Linked DNA regions of Homo sapiens: region 1 is linked to region 2. The links are chromatin loops, found by intact Hi-C in ENCODE. Cell type or tissue: HepG2. All regions are shown on one strand. Links, peaks and the distances in the headings refer to the core of each region. The heading gives the core; the rest is flanking DNA. Region 1 has its middle 270 kb from the start of LINC00564. Region 2 has its middle 51 kb from the start of LINC00564.

What was found. Peaks named below come from ENCODE experiments on the same cell type or tissue, not always from the same donor. Only the 100,000 strongest peaks of a DNase experiment are listed, where the experiment ranks them.
Region 1: it touches region 2 in a loop (2.5-fold over the local background); 15 of 110 quality-filtered maps call a loop at or near these places.

The regions. Positions count from the first base shown.
Region 1 is chr13:81,488,957-81,497,381 of GRCh38, reverse strand. No RefSeq gene overlaps it. Among named protein-coding and RNA genes, the nearest start is that of LINC00564, 270 kb to the right of the region's middle. In HepG2, for the core only: no CTCF peak of the experiment used is centred there; a DNase peak (open chromatin) is centred at 4,071.
Region 2 is chr13:81,171,547-81,179,971 of GRCh38, reverse strand. No RefSeq gene overlaps it. Among named protein-coding and RNA genes, the nearest start is that of LINC00564, 51 kb to the left of the region's middle. In HepG2, for the core only: no CTCF peak of the experiment used is centred there; no DNase peak of the experiment used is centred there.

The DNA.
Region 1 (8,425 bases), core at 1,154-6,153, 320 kb before region 2:
TCTATGATCATCTCGAAATGTCCTTATCTCAACTTCATAATCAGCCATTTCTCCAAGGAATTCTGGAGTTTCTTTTATTGAACAATGATATTAGAAACAAAAATCTTGGCACTGTGTGAATTTATAGGACATCTCAGCTGAGAGAGCTGGGTAATATATTCTGTATATGAACACATGTATCCACAGATACCAATCAATGGTTCTGTATTTACACATCTGTGTTCAACTAAGAATGATTTCATACTGATATCTCTGGCTATAATCTACTTCTATGTGATTCTATCTAGCCTTGCCTTTTGAGTTACTGTTTTTGGTTATCCCTTTCCAAATACGGGAAACATGGCTTCCACCATCCAGCATCCATTTGCTGATTCATTCTCAGTATACATATAAAGCAATTTTAGAATGTTTAGTATGCACCCCTTGAGAAGCAAATTTACCAACTAAAATGCAGTGCTTGTGTACAGTTCCTTTTTTCTTAGCTTTAATTTCTTTTTTAGTCAAAACACTATTTTCCAACTTAGATCAACTCCTATTTTTCTCCCACTTCTAACCTTTTTAATAGAGTAAGATTCATTCCTCACAGTCCATTTTTGGGTCTCCTAGGCTTTATATTTTAAATTTCCAAAAGTCATTATAATACACACATTATTATACACACACACAGACGCACACACACATGCATACGCACACACTATACACCTTTACCTTTGAGGAAGAAAACTATCTTGATTTCTCTCTGTCTCTCTTTCTCTACCCCTTTCTCCTCATCTCCCTCTCTGTCTCTTTTCATCTGTTTTTCTTTCTATTTATATATGTTTTTCGTATCTATGCATTATATGTTTTTTTTCCATTCATGTAATCAATCCAACATGTTTTTAAGGATTCTGTTTTTCAGGTTTGCTGCATCCTTCTAGGAATACAACAGTGAACAAAATAATATCATAATGATATGACCTTCTGAGAGTCGAATTCAAGAAAGAGGACATATTCTTTTAGCAAATAAGCAGGTAAATGGAACATATTCAAAAGGTGGTAAGGATTACTGAGAAAAAGTAAAAGCAAGGTAAGAGAAGGGACAGTTTTAGGGTGCTTGAAATGATAATTTAAATACAGTAGTCAGTGAAGAATTTCTAAAATATTTTTATTTTCAGTGGAAAACAATGAATTTGGGGAGTGCTATAAGATATGAGGAAATCTAGGCAAAAGCAGGAGTATTTTTAGTTGATCTTAAAAGAAGAAATGTTTTTGTTTGAAGACCATCAAAAAAGATAGTGTGGTTGAACCAGAGTGATAGGATGAGTGGTCAGAGTTGAGATCAGAAACTGAACTCTAGTGAGTTCATGTTAGTTCCCACAGGCTATTTTATGCACTTCTATTATGAATGAGATGAGTTGCTGTTGGAAGGTTTAGAGTTGCTATTTTACTTCTATTTAAAAAGAACACTTTAACTACAATATGGAAAATAGAATTGGGTGGGTAGATAGATGGCAAGAGAGAAAAGAAACAAAAATTAGAGCAGTCCTACAGTAATCCAGCTGAGAGACAGTAGTGGGTTGTACAAGTGAATTAGTGGTAGAAAAAAGAAGTGATCAGATTCCTGATAAAATTTGACATTAGATCCAACCAGATATATTAATGGAATAATGATAGAGAGGAATCAAAGATGCTTTGTAAGCTTTGGGTCTGAACAAAGGTAAAAATAACCTTGCATTTATTGAGAAGGGGTAAGATTTCAGAAGAGAGAGAGAGGAGTCTTTAGAAGAGTAAAAATGTATGTTAGAACTTTTTATTTAGAACATTTTCAGATTGTGATATTTAATAAATATCAACTGAAGGTGTCATTTAGGTAGTTGGTGATGATGAGTTAGAGTTCACCCAAGTGGTTCTTTCTGAAGACCTAACATCAAGATTCATTAAAATATAGATAAAATTTAATGCATACATTCTCAATAGGGGTGTTAGAGCCCTCAAAGATGTAAAAATTGGTTCTTAACTAGTGGAAAAATGTTTGATATTACAATGATCTGTGGTTCTCCACAGTGCAAACCTATCTGACAAACCCTTATTTCTTAGTAAATGAAAAGACCTGGTAGTACTTTTAAGAATTTCCATTTCTAAAATTTCAACATATATAAATATGAATATTATTCAATATGCCCTACGGTTTGGGTTGGTTATAAGGAAAATGATGCTTAACGATTTGTATCATAACTAGCTTCACCTCACCCTAGTCCAATTATTACTTTAATTAAGTTCTATGCCATTATCTCTACTATAATAGGTCTTGGTCTCAGCAGAAAGTCATTTGTATTGCTGTATCTGTTTTTAGACTGCTCTAAAGCTATGATGGGTAGATTTTAAAGTGATTGAACATCAGTCTTAGAGGGAGAGTTTCTAATATCTCTTACTGGCCTTAGATGCCTGATTATTCTATATTTTACTAAATTAGAATCTTACTGATGGCTTACCACATCTCTCCCCAGTGCACATTCATAATTTCATAGTTTACCTCAAAATGATCTAAACATAAGTCCCTATAGTCTCCACACTTTTACTTTTAACTAATATTGATCTATGTATATTAATTTTTAAAAAAATTTTGTAACCATATCTTTGTTTCTCGATCTCCAGATTCAAAGCTTAGCTTGCATTTCTATCACTGTATAAAACTCAGACTTCATTCCTATTTCAGTCTACCTTACCTGTTTGTATGAGCCTTATGACTGCTTCGATACCGATCATGACAAGTGCAATGATCTCTTTAGGGGATATTTGTGTGGGACACAGAAAGAAAATGTAGAATGTGTTTCAATGCACAAATAAATTTACAATCCGTTCACACACAACATATCAACAGTAGGTGGTGGTATATATAAGTGGCACAAAAAATCAATCTAGGTTTCAAAATTCATCAGGATACGTCAGGATGAGAAACGTATACTCACTCTTTTCCCCACCATATAAGGTAGTAGAGGAAGATCTCCAAGACACAGAAATTTCAAACTGTAAAAGAAGGAAGTATTTAGTTTAGTCAACTGGTTTACTAGGCAAAGAATTGAAGGCTAAGTAGCAAAATAGCATTTTTACAGGAAAAAGACTCTTTTCCCACTCATGATGATTCCTTCATTGTGGAGGGATGCATATCAGCATTTCAATCATTTTTCTCCTGAGAGTTTAGAAAAATTCAACTGGGCATGATGATTTCAGACCCTTTGTCTCTCTCCTCATTCTGAACCTGTTTCCCAACTGGGAGCATATTTTCTGTTCTGTCTGAAATTTTTACAATGTCTTTTAATTGTTAAGTTGAAAAATCCCATTTAGAATATTTAAAAAATTTTTTTTGTCAGAGTTGTAACTTTTTGCTAGCTACTCTTTTAAATTTTCTTTTTCTTAAAGGTTTCTCCTTTTCTTCTTTTCTTTTTTTTTGGTATAAATTATGCAGCTTAATATGGGGTTTATATTCTCCTTGTTTTCCCTCAAATATCCATTTTTCCTAAAAAGTCACTATATTGTAGTGGTTAAGAATAGTTTCAACATCCATGAGCTGTCAGAAATTGAGCCAATTACTAATTTTTGTTTGTTTCATTTTTACATCTGTAAAGTGAGCCTAACGCATGCAAAAGTAACATAGTACAATTTATTGGTCATCACTCTGTTTTAAAGAGATAATGGCTCCCACTGTAGCCTCTGGAACACTAGAAAATGAACCTTCTGAGGATCTTTCTAATATTTTTCCTGCCCTAAGGATACAGATATATTTTTTACACTATCCTGGGGAATTAAACCATATGAATAACCTCACTGGCATATTAAAAACTACTGTGCAGAAACATTTTTAGAGTTAATAATGTGTAAGCGGTATTTTTTAAAATTGCTTTACCATTAATAAGGGTAGTATTCATACTAATACTGCAGCAATGTTTCTTTATTTTCCCCCAACTGTTCACTCACTTGCCACATACATAACAGATGGGAAGCGTTAATCGAAGACAATATGCTAAATTGCATTTACTGGCATACCGCACTCTAGAAAATGATGTAACCCCATGATACATATGTAGCTTTTAGAATGAGTAAACAAGAGCTTTGACCTGACCACAGTGTGTCCTCACCATTCATTAACCATTCCATATAGAAACACTAATGCTCAGGCATTGTGTTTCCCTCTCAGGAACCAAAAGGAAATAAAAAGATGACTTTTCTTTGTTAATAATGTTGCTATGGAGAGAACTACATGGATGTGTAGAAAACAAAAATTTTATATCAAAATTGATAAATCATACTTCTTTTTTTTTACTATATTCTTTTGGTCCTTTTTGATCATTAACCAGAGTTATGAATCTTATTTTGAACACAGTTAAATCAGTTTTATTATTCTTTATAACAATGAAGAATAAAATACATTTAACAGATACCTTATTTTCTTTCTTTAAGGATAATTTGCAGGATACATTTTAGAAATGTATGTATATAAAAATGACTTTCCAGTTATTACTTTAAGTACTGAGAAATGACATCAATATAGATATAATTATATTTAGTGCTCAAAATACAATTTAGAGATTACATTCTTTCTAGCATTTGCTTTCTGAAAATAAAATTCTTAATATCTACCCAAAATAATTAGAGCCATCTAATAATGATGCCAAGCTATCTGCTGTAATCGATCAGCAGCTTGGCATTAATGGTGTTTGAAGGAAATATATCAAACTAATGAACAGCTAAGAGACATGAGAGTAAGTTATTGCTTCAGTTCGGCTACTGTCAATAGCCGTCTGAAATACTACAAAGACTAAGAGCATTAATGTTTATAGCAAGTCCTTGAAATAAATTTCTTGACTATTTTTCACATATAAATATATAAATAAAATTGAGCATAGCAATTATAAGATATACTTTTCAAATCTATTATAATCTTTAAAGTTTCTACATAGGAGCACATGCATGATATGCACACTGTTCCCTAAATCTATTTGGTAAAATTTACTCTTGTTGTTTTTCTTTTTTTCCTTAGTAAGAATGCTATATTCAGGGTTTAGGTAGATAGTTTGTACTAGAAAAGCCCTTGGCTTGATCAACGGGAACTATTGTCATTATTCTCATTTAACATATGTGGTAGCTATAGAATAATGAAAATAATTATAGTGAACAGTTTTTTGGAATGATTGCTACATTGCAAGTAGTATTATACATTTTTAAAGTTTAAATAGTCATATAAGCCAATGAAATACAATAGGATGCCCAGAAATAAGCCTATGCTTATGTGGCCTACTGATCCATGTCAAGGGTGCCACCAACACAATGGGGAAAAGATAGTCTCTTGAATATTTGGAGAAAACAGTGTTGGGAAAACAGAATATTCACATCCAAAATAATGATAGTGGACCTTCATGATACACTATACACAAAAACCAACTCAAAATGAATTAAAGACTTAAATATAAGACCTGAAACTAAAATAAATTCTACAAAAAACATAGAAAGTTTCTTGACGTTTTCTTTGACAATGATTTCTTGAATATAACACCAAAAGCACAGACAACAAAAGCAAAAGTACACAAGTGGGATAATATCAAGCTGAAACTTCTGCCCAGCAAAGGAAGCAATCAACAAAATGAAAAGGCAACCTACAAATGGGAGAAAATATTTGCTTGCTGTATATTTAATACAGGGTTTATAGTCAAAATATTTAAGGCACTCCTACCATTCAATAGCAAAAACAGAAACAACAACTAAATAAATAAATAACCTGATTTAAAATGAGCAAAGGGCCAGGCGCAGTGGCTCACGCCTGTAATCCAGCACTTTGGGAGGCCAACGCAGGCAGATCACAAGGTCAGGAGATCGAGACCATCCTGGCTAACATGGTGAAACCCAGTCTCTACCAAATAAATAAATAAATACATACATAAAATAAAATAAAATAAAAATTATCCGGGCGTGGTGGCGGGCGCCTGTAGTCCCAGCTATTTGGGAGGCTGAGGCAGGAGAATGGTGTGAACCCGGGAGATGGAGCTTGCAGTGAGCCGAGATCGCGCCCCTACACTCCAGCCTAGGCGACACAGAGAGACTCCGTCTCAAAAAGAAAAAAAGAGCAAAGGACATGAATAAACTTTTTTTTCCAGAGAAGACATACAAAGGGCCAACACAGGTATATGAAAATGTTCTCAACATGACTAATATTCAGAAAAATGCAAATTAAATGAGATAGATAGATATCACCTCAAATTTGTTAGGATAGCTATTGTTTAAAATAAGAAAGAAAGATAAGTATTGGTGAGAATGTGGAGGAAAGAGAACCTTACACATTATTAGGGAAAATATAAATTAGTACAGCCACTGTGGAGAACAGTATAGAGGTTCCACAAAAAAATTAAAAATAGAACTACCACCTGATCCAACAGTCTCACTACTGGGTATATATTCAAAGGAAATGAAATAACTATGTTGAAGAGATATCTCCCCTCCCATGTTCATTGCTGTACTCTTCACAGTAGCCAAGACATGGAAGCAACCTAAATGTTCCTCAACAGATAAATAGATAAAGAAAATGTGGTATGTATATTGAATGGGTTATTATTCAGACTTTAGAAACAGAAATCTTGTTATTTATGACAACATGGATGAACCTGGATGACATTATGCTAAGTAAATAAGCCAGATACAGAAAAACAAATACTACACGGTACCACTTATGTGAAAATCTAAAATAGATTCATAAATGTAGAGAACAGAATGGTTACAAGGGACTGCAGTGAGGGGAAAATAGCAAGTTATCAGTCAAAGGATACTAAGTTTCAGCTATGCCAGATGAGCAAGTCCTAGAGGAGATATACCGTAAATCATAGTACCTGAAGTTCATAATAGTGTACTCTGTACTTAAAATATTGCTAAGAGATATATCATATGTTAAGTGTTTTTATCACATATATATGATGTAAATAAATAAGTGCATAAATACCCAAGGCAGGAGAAAACTTTTGGAAGTGATGGATAGGGTTATTGCATAGATGGTGGCAATAGTTTCACAAGTATATACTTATCTCCAAACTCATCCTATTGTATGTATTAAATATGTACAGCTATTTACATATCAATCATAGCTCAATCCAGTATTTTTCAAAAGAACTTAAACAGCCCTATACTGTGGCTGCTATTAGTATTTCAATCTTTTCAGTGAGAAAACTGAGATACAGCAAAATAAGTTAACTTTGCCAAAACACCGTCTGTCAGTAAGCAGTGAAAGTCAAGACTGTTCCTATGTAGTCTAGCCCCATGCTGGAGCTTTACATAATTATGATGTACTCTTTCATTAGGAGTACCTTAGGAGAAGAAACCCATTCTGAGTTATCATTTGAAAACCTGAAAGGTAACATGCTTTACCATTCCTATAACCCACTTTGTTATTTCTACTTTTAAATCATGGGGCTGGAGTTACACTGTCCAGTAAAATTTTCTACAATGATGGAAATGTTCTATAATCTGCACTCTTCAATATGTTGGTTACCAACCCCAGTTAAAATGTAACTAGGGCAACTGAGAAACTCAATTTATAATTTTATTAAATTTTATTTAATGTAAGCATAGATTTAAATAGCCTCACATTGCCAGAAGCTACCAAATTGGAGACTGGTGGGCTAGGATTTCTGGTCAGGATAGATACACCCAAGAGGCTCTTTGACGCATAAATGTCTGAGCCAATTTACCTTGAAATTCATGCTTCTAATCCTAGTGATAAATTTGATTCTTGTTCCAGAAATTCCACCTTGATTGCAGCTCTGACCTTTTCTTAATTCCCTTACCTGCCATCCTGAGAATATTAGGAATAGTATTGAAGAAGCTGAATATCCTGAACAGCTGTTAGGAACTAAAGACAGGGGTGGGTCAAATGAAGAGAAAGTTTAGATAAGCTCACCTAAAATTTGAGGTTTCAGGAATGTAAGTGCTGGGTTCTACCAATGTAAATTCACAGATGATCCCCAAGCAACGTTTTCTTTCCTTCTATCTCCTCATTGGTGCTTTCATCTATTTTCCTTTTCAGTGCCCATGGATAAAAACCAGGTTCTCTACAGAGCTCAATTTAGTCTCATTAACTGTTTTTTCTTTTTCTTTTACAGGAGTTAATGTATGTCTTTTTTGAAATGTCCTAATACAGCTATTATTAAGGAAAGAGAAACTAAAAGAAGAAAAATACTTTCTTTTATATCACATTTTTCTGTTTTTATTTTCACTTAGATAAAGCCAAATTTACTGATATTCTAATCATTACTTTTTGGATACATACAATCTGAAGAAACCTATATTTTATGGGAAAACCAGCCTCAAGGTATAGAAGAGCTTAATGCAGAGAGGCATTTAAGAATAATTGGAAATATATATATATACACACACACACACAAAGCAACTGAAAATGATACCAGTG
Region 2 (8,425 bases), core at 2,285-7,284:
TATTTTTCTGAAGTAAATACATGCTTATTTGTAGGATGACTGATATTTTATTTTATTTTATTTATTTCTGAGACAAAATCTGGCTCTTTCACCCATGTTGGAGTGCAGCGGCATGATCTCAGCTCACTGCAACCTGTGCCTCCCCAGTTCATGCCTCAGCCTCCTGAGTAACTGGGACTACAGGCATGTACCACCACTCCTGGCTAATTTTTGTATTTTTAGTAAAGACGGGGTTTTGTCATGTTGGCCAGGCTGGTCTCGAATGATCTACCCCGCTCGGCCTCTCAAAGTGCTGGGATTACAGGAGTGAGCCACAGTGCCTAGCCCTGATTTTTTATTTTAACCTCAAGTACAGATAATTGAATTATTTTACTCAGTTTACATTATTGATTGGTCTGTGAAAATTACATGCACACACACACACACACACACACACACACACACACACAAAAGCACCCATTTCCCTTCCCACAGAGGCAATCAATTTCATGATTTAATATGCAGGTTTTTGTTTCCATATGTTCTTTTATAATGGGCATTTTTTACTTCATTTTCATGCACTTTTAATTTATGTAAATACTACAGTAGCAGAGATTGCTAATTTTCTACCAAAATTCATCATCACCTTATTCAATAGTAATAGAATTATAAATTACATTTTTCAGAATTTTCTGCAGCTTGGTGTGTCCATGTGGAATGAAAGCAGGGTGATGTGAAACACTTCCAGGTCTGAGCCTCAGAATACTAAATGTGTTGTTTCTCTTACTTCCTACTCTGTGCTACCCAGATGTGGGGGTAATGTGGTTTCAAGTAGGCAAGTTAACAGCAGTGCTCCAAGGCACTGGTCCTCAGAGTGTTCTTCCCAGGTACACAGCATCCGTCTCACCTCAGAAACTGTTAGTTTCAGCACTGTGAATTCTCTGGCTGTGTACCAGACCTACTGAGTCAGAAATTCAGAGATGGGGTCCGCAATCTGGTTTACAGCCTTATAGGTGGGTGATATTGATGCTTGCTGCAGATTGAGAAGCCCAGAGCAGTAAGACAAAGGAGATGGGTCCCTGAATGACTGTTAATAGCAAAGACCGGCCAAGATTTTTCCTTAGAGTTTCAGATGGTAAATATCTTAGACTTATGGTCTTTCTCCCTTTCTTCTCTACTTCCTCTTTTCCTTCTTCCTATCCTCCCCTTTCTACTCCTCCTGCTTCTTTCATTCCTTTAACAACCATTTACAAAGTTAAAAACCATGCTTAGTTAGCATGCAGATTGTATAAAAATAGACCAATAAAGAATATAATAACTATGGTAACCTTGGGCATATCAAACAAACGTTTGGGTCTCATTGTTAAAATAGCTTAATCTGGGACGTGAGTTAGAAGGAAAGCGGAAGTGTACATTTTTTGTTTTTTATTCAACTCTTTTTACTCTGCTCTAAAATTCTAAGATTAATCTACTTTTTGTTTGCATACTTAGTACATGTCTATGTCTTTATGTAGTTTACTGATTCTACCTATAGCCAAGTGCATCATGTTGTGCTCTTACCACATTTTGCTATGCCCTACCCAACCATGAACACAGATCACTTCCAACTCCCTAATACTATGTAAAATACAATCTTCTATATGTAGACATTCCTTTGGCTCCTACTTCCAGGAATTGAAGGTTTGGGTCATATATTTATTTGACTAGACTTTTCCAAATTGATCTACAAATGGACTACACTAGTTCACCCGCCCACCTGAAGTGTGGGAGTGATTTCCTGTCTTGCATACAACCAGCTCTCTGCATTATCCAGCTTTCTCAGGCATGCCTATTACAAAGGTGTAAAGAGATATTGCATTGCATTATTTTTTAGGATGCTCACATGCCAAAGCTCATCAGTGCCTTTCAGTCACTTAGAAACATTTATGATACATTATTTGTAATTCCTACTATATGTGATAAAAATAAGCAATTGTATTTGAAGCAATGTGTTTTAAATAGAAGTTTTAAATGTATATACAGACTTTAAATGATAAATTGAAACAAATAGAAGACATATAATTGGCATTATATATGCCCCTGGTATAGAAAAAATATATAAGTAGTTAAGTACAAACAAGGAATACTTGTACCTGTCTTTTGGGGGAGATGGTCAAATAATACACAATTTCCATTAGTGAAGAAGAATAAGATCAAGTGATCTATTGTATAAATAACTATAATGACTATAATTAATAACATGTATTATACTCTTGAAAATTGCTAAGAGAGTAGATTTTAAGTATTCTCACCACAATCAATAATTATGTGAAGTAATGTATATGTTAATTAGCTCAATTTGGCCATTGCAAAATGTATACATATTTTAAAACTATATTTTTATGCAATAAATATATACAACATTTTGTCAGTTAAAACAAAGCAAAATTTAAAATTAACCTGGCAAAAATAATAAAAGCTTTTATAATTGAAAAAAGTGTTTCAAAGAAGTTACAAAAATGTAAAGGAACATCTTTGAGCACTAAATATGCTGTGAAAACTTTGGAAAGAATGTGGACATTGAAATGTACAATAGTGACATGCAGCATTATTTTATTTATTTATAATAATTATGGCAAAATTTATTATGTGGACATACCCTTATTTATATGATTGTTCCCTAATTGTCAAACGTTGGCTTTAGCCATAATTTCTGCTATCATAAATCACAGTACAGGGGATAAAGCATCCTTATAACTGCGACCTTGCACACACCCGTAAGTATATTTTTAGGAGAAATTTCTGGAAGTGGTATGCTGGGGCAAATGGTAGACACATTTTGAATTTCTTATATACATACTGACAAATTTGTTTTGAAGAGGTTACTCCAATTTTTATTTCCATAAAGGGCAAATGACTACTCCCAATAATATTTATTTTTAAAGGGGTTTATATTACTTATTTTTTTATTTCTATTTTAAAATATTTCTTACATTTCATGCATGCGAAAATATATGTAATATATATGATAGCTAAAATAATTACTAACACAAATTCCAACTTTCAGTAACGACATTGATAATTTGAGAATTTTACTTACCTTTGAAACCCACTGGTGTTCCTTGCTTTGCTCTCTAGAGGTCTTAAAATTTTTGCTGTTGGCTGGGCGTGGTGGTTCATGCCTGTAATCCCAGCACTTTGGGAGGCCAAGGCGGGCGGATCACCTGAAGTCAGGAGTTCAAGAGCAGCCTAGCCAACATGGTGAAACCCTGTCTCTACTAAAAATAAAAAAAGAAATTAGCCGGGTGTGGTGGCACATGCCTGTAATCTTGGCTACTAGGGAGGCTGAGGCAGGAGAATTGCTCGAACTCGGGAGGTGGAGGTTTCAGTGAGCCGAGATTGCACCACTGCACTCTAGTCTGGGCAACAGAGCGAGACTCTGTCTCAAAAAAAAAAAAATTGCTGTCATTTTCTTTGCTTTTATTTTCATTTTTACTACACATATTATCTATGTATACATACAAACCCCACATATATGTACATATAAATATATAATCAACATATTTTACAATATATTTTTCATTTTGCTAGTTTTTGAAATGTATATTAAAAGTTAAATGCTATATTCTTCTATTATATAATCTTTAGCTAAATATTATACTTGTTAATTTAAGTTATGCATCTATGTTCATTTATTTTGATTGCTACCTAATGTTACATTCTGGTGATAGTCCACAACTTATTTATTCATTATTTTTTAAGCAACATTTTCCAGGTTAATTTTATTATCTACTATTTTACTTGGAACAATTTTGTACATTGGACAAGAATTTTTCTGTGGTATATATATCACAGAATGAAATCACTAAATCAAGCTGTGTGCATTAGCAAACTTCCTTCTCACAAGTAACTGGTAACTCCTTAACCAACTTCAAGCATTGTTTGTACTATTTCAGATCCAGTACTTTTGGAATCTTTTTCAGATTTATGTTACTGTCAGTTACTTCTGAGAGTTATGCATTCTCTATACATTGGCTTATCTATTGGGATGTGGCCATTTCCTTATCATTTTCTAACATTGTAGGGGTAGCAGTCAATCTGAGATGCAGTACCCTTTATTTGAAATCTTGTCAATCACCATGAGTACCAGACTTGTGAACAAAATGTACTTATTTTTCTTTACTTCCACTGATTCTTTTCTACTACAAAAATAGAAATAAGGAACATTAGACTCTTCACGTGAGATTTTTACTTTTCTAAGGTGCGCATATGCCATAGAGATAAGTTCTATGTCTGTATATGTACATATACATGGACGTGAGAGTGTGCGTGTGTGTGTGTGTGTGTGTGTGTGTGTGTGTAAGGTGGCTGAGGGGTTAATTTTGCATCTGAACAGGCCAGTGTTGAGATGACTTCTGTTTTTCTCTAACCTCTTGAACTAATGAATGCAAAATAAAACAACAAAAATCAAAGAAACTAAGCAATAGAGAAAAGAAAGGGATTTAAAAAAAAGAGAAAAGAAAGTCAAGCACATTAACATTTCAAACATTTATGCTGTCAGATAAATTAAACTGTTCAGAATTATAAGGCAGTTAATATCCTACATTTGTCTAGCAATTTAAACCCCCTTAAATACCTGTTTTGACTCAATTGAATGGTTATTTTGAAGGGTTCCACCTGCCACCCATGAATTAAAAGAACAAATTATATTCATAAAGAATCAGCAAATTTCCAAATCTAAACAAAGAGCTAATGCAATAAGGGAGAGAAAGAAAGAAAGAGAAAAAGCAGAAATGGAGGAGAAGATATAGAAAAAAGAAAACTGTAAATTATGTAATTAATACAAATTAGATTAGGGTTTTTGTTTGTAATCTCTTCCTAATTTAAATGCTTGTTTTGGAGGAAATTGTTTACTTCCCCTCTTTTTTCACCCTCTTTTTTCCAGTTATGTAGCCATCTTATGTAATTCATTTATTTAGGATTAAGCTTTCAAACTAAGATGCGCTATTTTGAGGCATTTTTTTTCAAAGAGCTACTCTAAAATCCTATCATTTAAAGACAACTATTGTTACCAAGCATATACTTTCTCTTCCTGTTTTATCCCCAGTTCTACAGAAAAAAATAGTCTAATATCAAAATGAATTTGTACTTAGGATTCCAAACACTTAAAAAATGTTTAGCAGACACAATAGTTGAGAAAAAAATAGTATTGTTACTAACCATATATGTTTTACCAAGAAGTAATTGTTAGTTGGATCACTATCACCAATATTAAAAATATTAGAAGAACCTAATCCCAGTATATTAAAAACAGATTTCTTGAATTTGCAAATTTATTTAGAATTACATAAAGGGTTGCTTCTATTTAAAATTAAGAAAGTAGATAAATCATTTATCACAGAGGTGCTTACTTTATCCACGTATAAACCAAAATCACCCTGACATGCTCTCTGCATTCAAGAGGTTAATTGTTTTGGAGATATGGGCTTAAGTGAGACATAAGCAGGAGTTGAAATGAACTTTAGAAGTTCACGTTGCAAGTACTCCAACAAGTGTATAATTCAATCTGCCTTACCTCAACTTCAAAGAAATGTTTATACCTCAACACCCTATTCAACCCATAGACCTTCATAATGTGAAGACACTGGCAATGTGAAATATTTTCAAATTCAGGTTACCTTTTAGTCATTAAGTCCCAAATTAAATAAGCCCTTATTCTCATTTTAAGTCTGTTACAGTGAGTATATAATGTTAAATTGCTTGACCATGGGAGTCAATAACAATTCAATATTACGATAATGAATAGAATCTATTTTGTTAATTGCTTAAGACACAACTAGTGGTCATGTGCCTTTAGGAAATATAGTAACTGCTTAATATTATTTTATAATATATTATCAATAATGTATTAAATGATAATCGTCTGATTGACTTATGAGCTCTGGAAATACTATAATCAATAACTTTACGTACATAGGGAAAATAAACTGACAAATTAAAGAAATATCCTTCCTTTAAATGTCCCCTTACCTTCTCTTAAAGAGTAATTTAAGAGAAGAAAGGAAATTTTTGAATATTAGCTCACATTAATTCCATGAAATAGCTCATTTCCATTTGTGAAAATACAGAAAAGTTCCTTCTTATAACAATTTGTTATTCACAACCTTTGCAGTAATTACACTAGAAAAATGATGGAAGAGTGTGATTAATGATAAATGAACTTCTATTATCTGCCAGTTACTTTATATATGCACCAGAGTCAATGCTTAACACAACTGCTGGAAGTAAGAACTGCTAAATTTGTTTTCCTGTGATGAAATGGAAATTCATAAGGATTATAATATTTCATTGAATTGAAAACCAATCCTATTCATTGAAAGACACGTATCACCTTACTGCCAGGAGAAACAGAAAATGCTGCCAAACATGACTGTAAGACTTATCTGTAGACTGGTACTGACTCAAAAATGTTATTCTGGTAGGATTTAGGTGGGTAAATGATACCGGTAGGATGGGTTGGGTGGCCCATGGAGTAATGCCAGGTAGTAAAGCACCTGTTTAAGGCAAAGAAGTTGGTGAGCTGAGGCCGGGCGCGGTGGCTCACGCCTGTAATCCCAGCACTTTGGGAGGCCGAGGCGGGCGGATCACGAGGTCAGGAGATCGAGACCATCCCGGCTAAAACGGTGAAACCCCGTCTCTACTAAAAATACAAAAAAATTAGCCGGGCGTAGTGGCGGGCGCCTGTAGTCCCAGCTACTTGGGAGGCTGAGGCAGGAGAATGGCGTGAACCCGGGAGGCGGAGCTTGCAGTGAGCCGAGATCCCGCCACTGCACTCCAGCCTGGGCAACAGAGCGAGACTCTGTCTCAAAAAAAAAAAAAAAAAAAAAAAAAAAAAAGAAGTTGGTGAGCTGAATCTATTCCCAGGCCTCTCTGACTCCAAAGCCCTGATTCTTACATTGAACCTCACGGCCTCAGCTATCTTCACAAAACAGGATGCATTTGACATTTTCCTATATGAGAACTCATCTTTTCCTTGATGGCACCAGCAGTCTTTGTAACCTTCATGTGGAGGAAATCAAAGTGCATGGCAGTGTATTAATCAGAAAAATGGATTGTGCTTGCCTCCTCCTGCCAATCACTTGACAAGGAAAAACAGATAGCAAAGATTAAATCACAGCTTGCTCAAATGCTCCACACTTGAAATAAATACATTTCAGCTTTCACGAAAGTCCATTATGCACTGTTTGGCTTTGATTAGCAGGGGGCATTTCATAAAACATGAAAGAAAGGTACAGCTGGGGAAGAAAGAAGAAATGCGTGAGCATGTATAGTCACTGTTTAGTTAAACAGCTGATTCACCCCAGTCAAAGAAAACAGCAAAGGCTCTGACAATTACGAATGTCCTTGGCAAAAGGATGAATTTACCTGCCTGTAAACGAGACATCGCTTGAAAAGGCAGTGTCTGCAGCAAACAGAACACCAGCAGAGCATGACTTTAAAGAACAATCCGTATTTGCTCTTACACAGGAGAGATCCACAATTGCAACTTGATTGTAATCCTCACCTGGGAAATCTGAAATCACCACCTGTTTTCTTTGGATGCTTGTGTGACACACTCCAGTTGCTTTCTACAGAATTTAGAACATTCATTTACTCCAGTGGATACACTTGGAGCTTTACTCAATTCGATTCATTTTCATTAAACAACTGACTCACCAGACTCATTAGACCTATGCAATTCACTATGTTTCATAGTCACATCTTTACTTCTAAATATATGGTACAAACATTGCTTCTAGCTAAAGGTATATTTTCATATAAATGCTGTAATTGTTTGCCCTTCGTTAAAAAAGCCAAGATATTAAATGTAAGAAATAGTCTAATAGTTTGTTACTACGCAGTCAGTTGTCTTAAGAATACTGGAGAAACAGAACAAGTGAAATAACATCAACCACTCCAAATTCTAATTTACTTCATATGAGCTCTTCTACATTAAATTCCAAACATGTTAATAGAAACTTTATTTTTTCTATTCAATATTCTAAAATATATTGTAAGAATTAAAGTAATTTTAATAGACAAAACCTAATAATGTAGACTTATGATTATCTGCAATGTAAAATAGCCTATTCTACTTTTAGCATTTCATCTCTTGAAATTATATGAATCATCATCTGCTACTTAGCCCAGTAAGATAAATGAGAGTATGAACTGCATTGCAGTGCCAGTAAAGACAAGGAGATCCACAAGACTAGGTATATTGTTAGTTATCTGAGCAAACAAGTTAGCTAGAAAGAAAAAAAAAAAAAGCCTAGTAACTTACTTCAATAATATAGGCAAAGTCTATCAGAGCCCTCATGCTTCTGAGGGTTTAATATAGCAGTATGCAGCACTTATAATCATATAAAATAGCTAAACTACACTTTTTCTAAATCGAGAACACTATTTTCAGAAATGTAATTTAAAT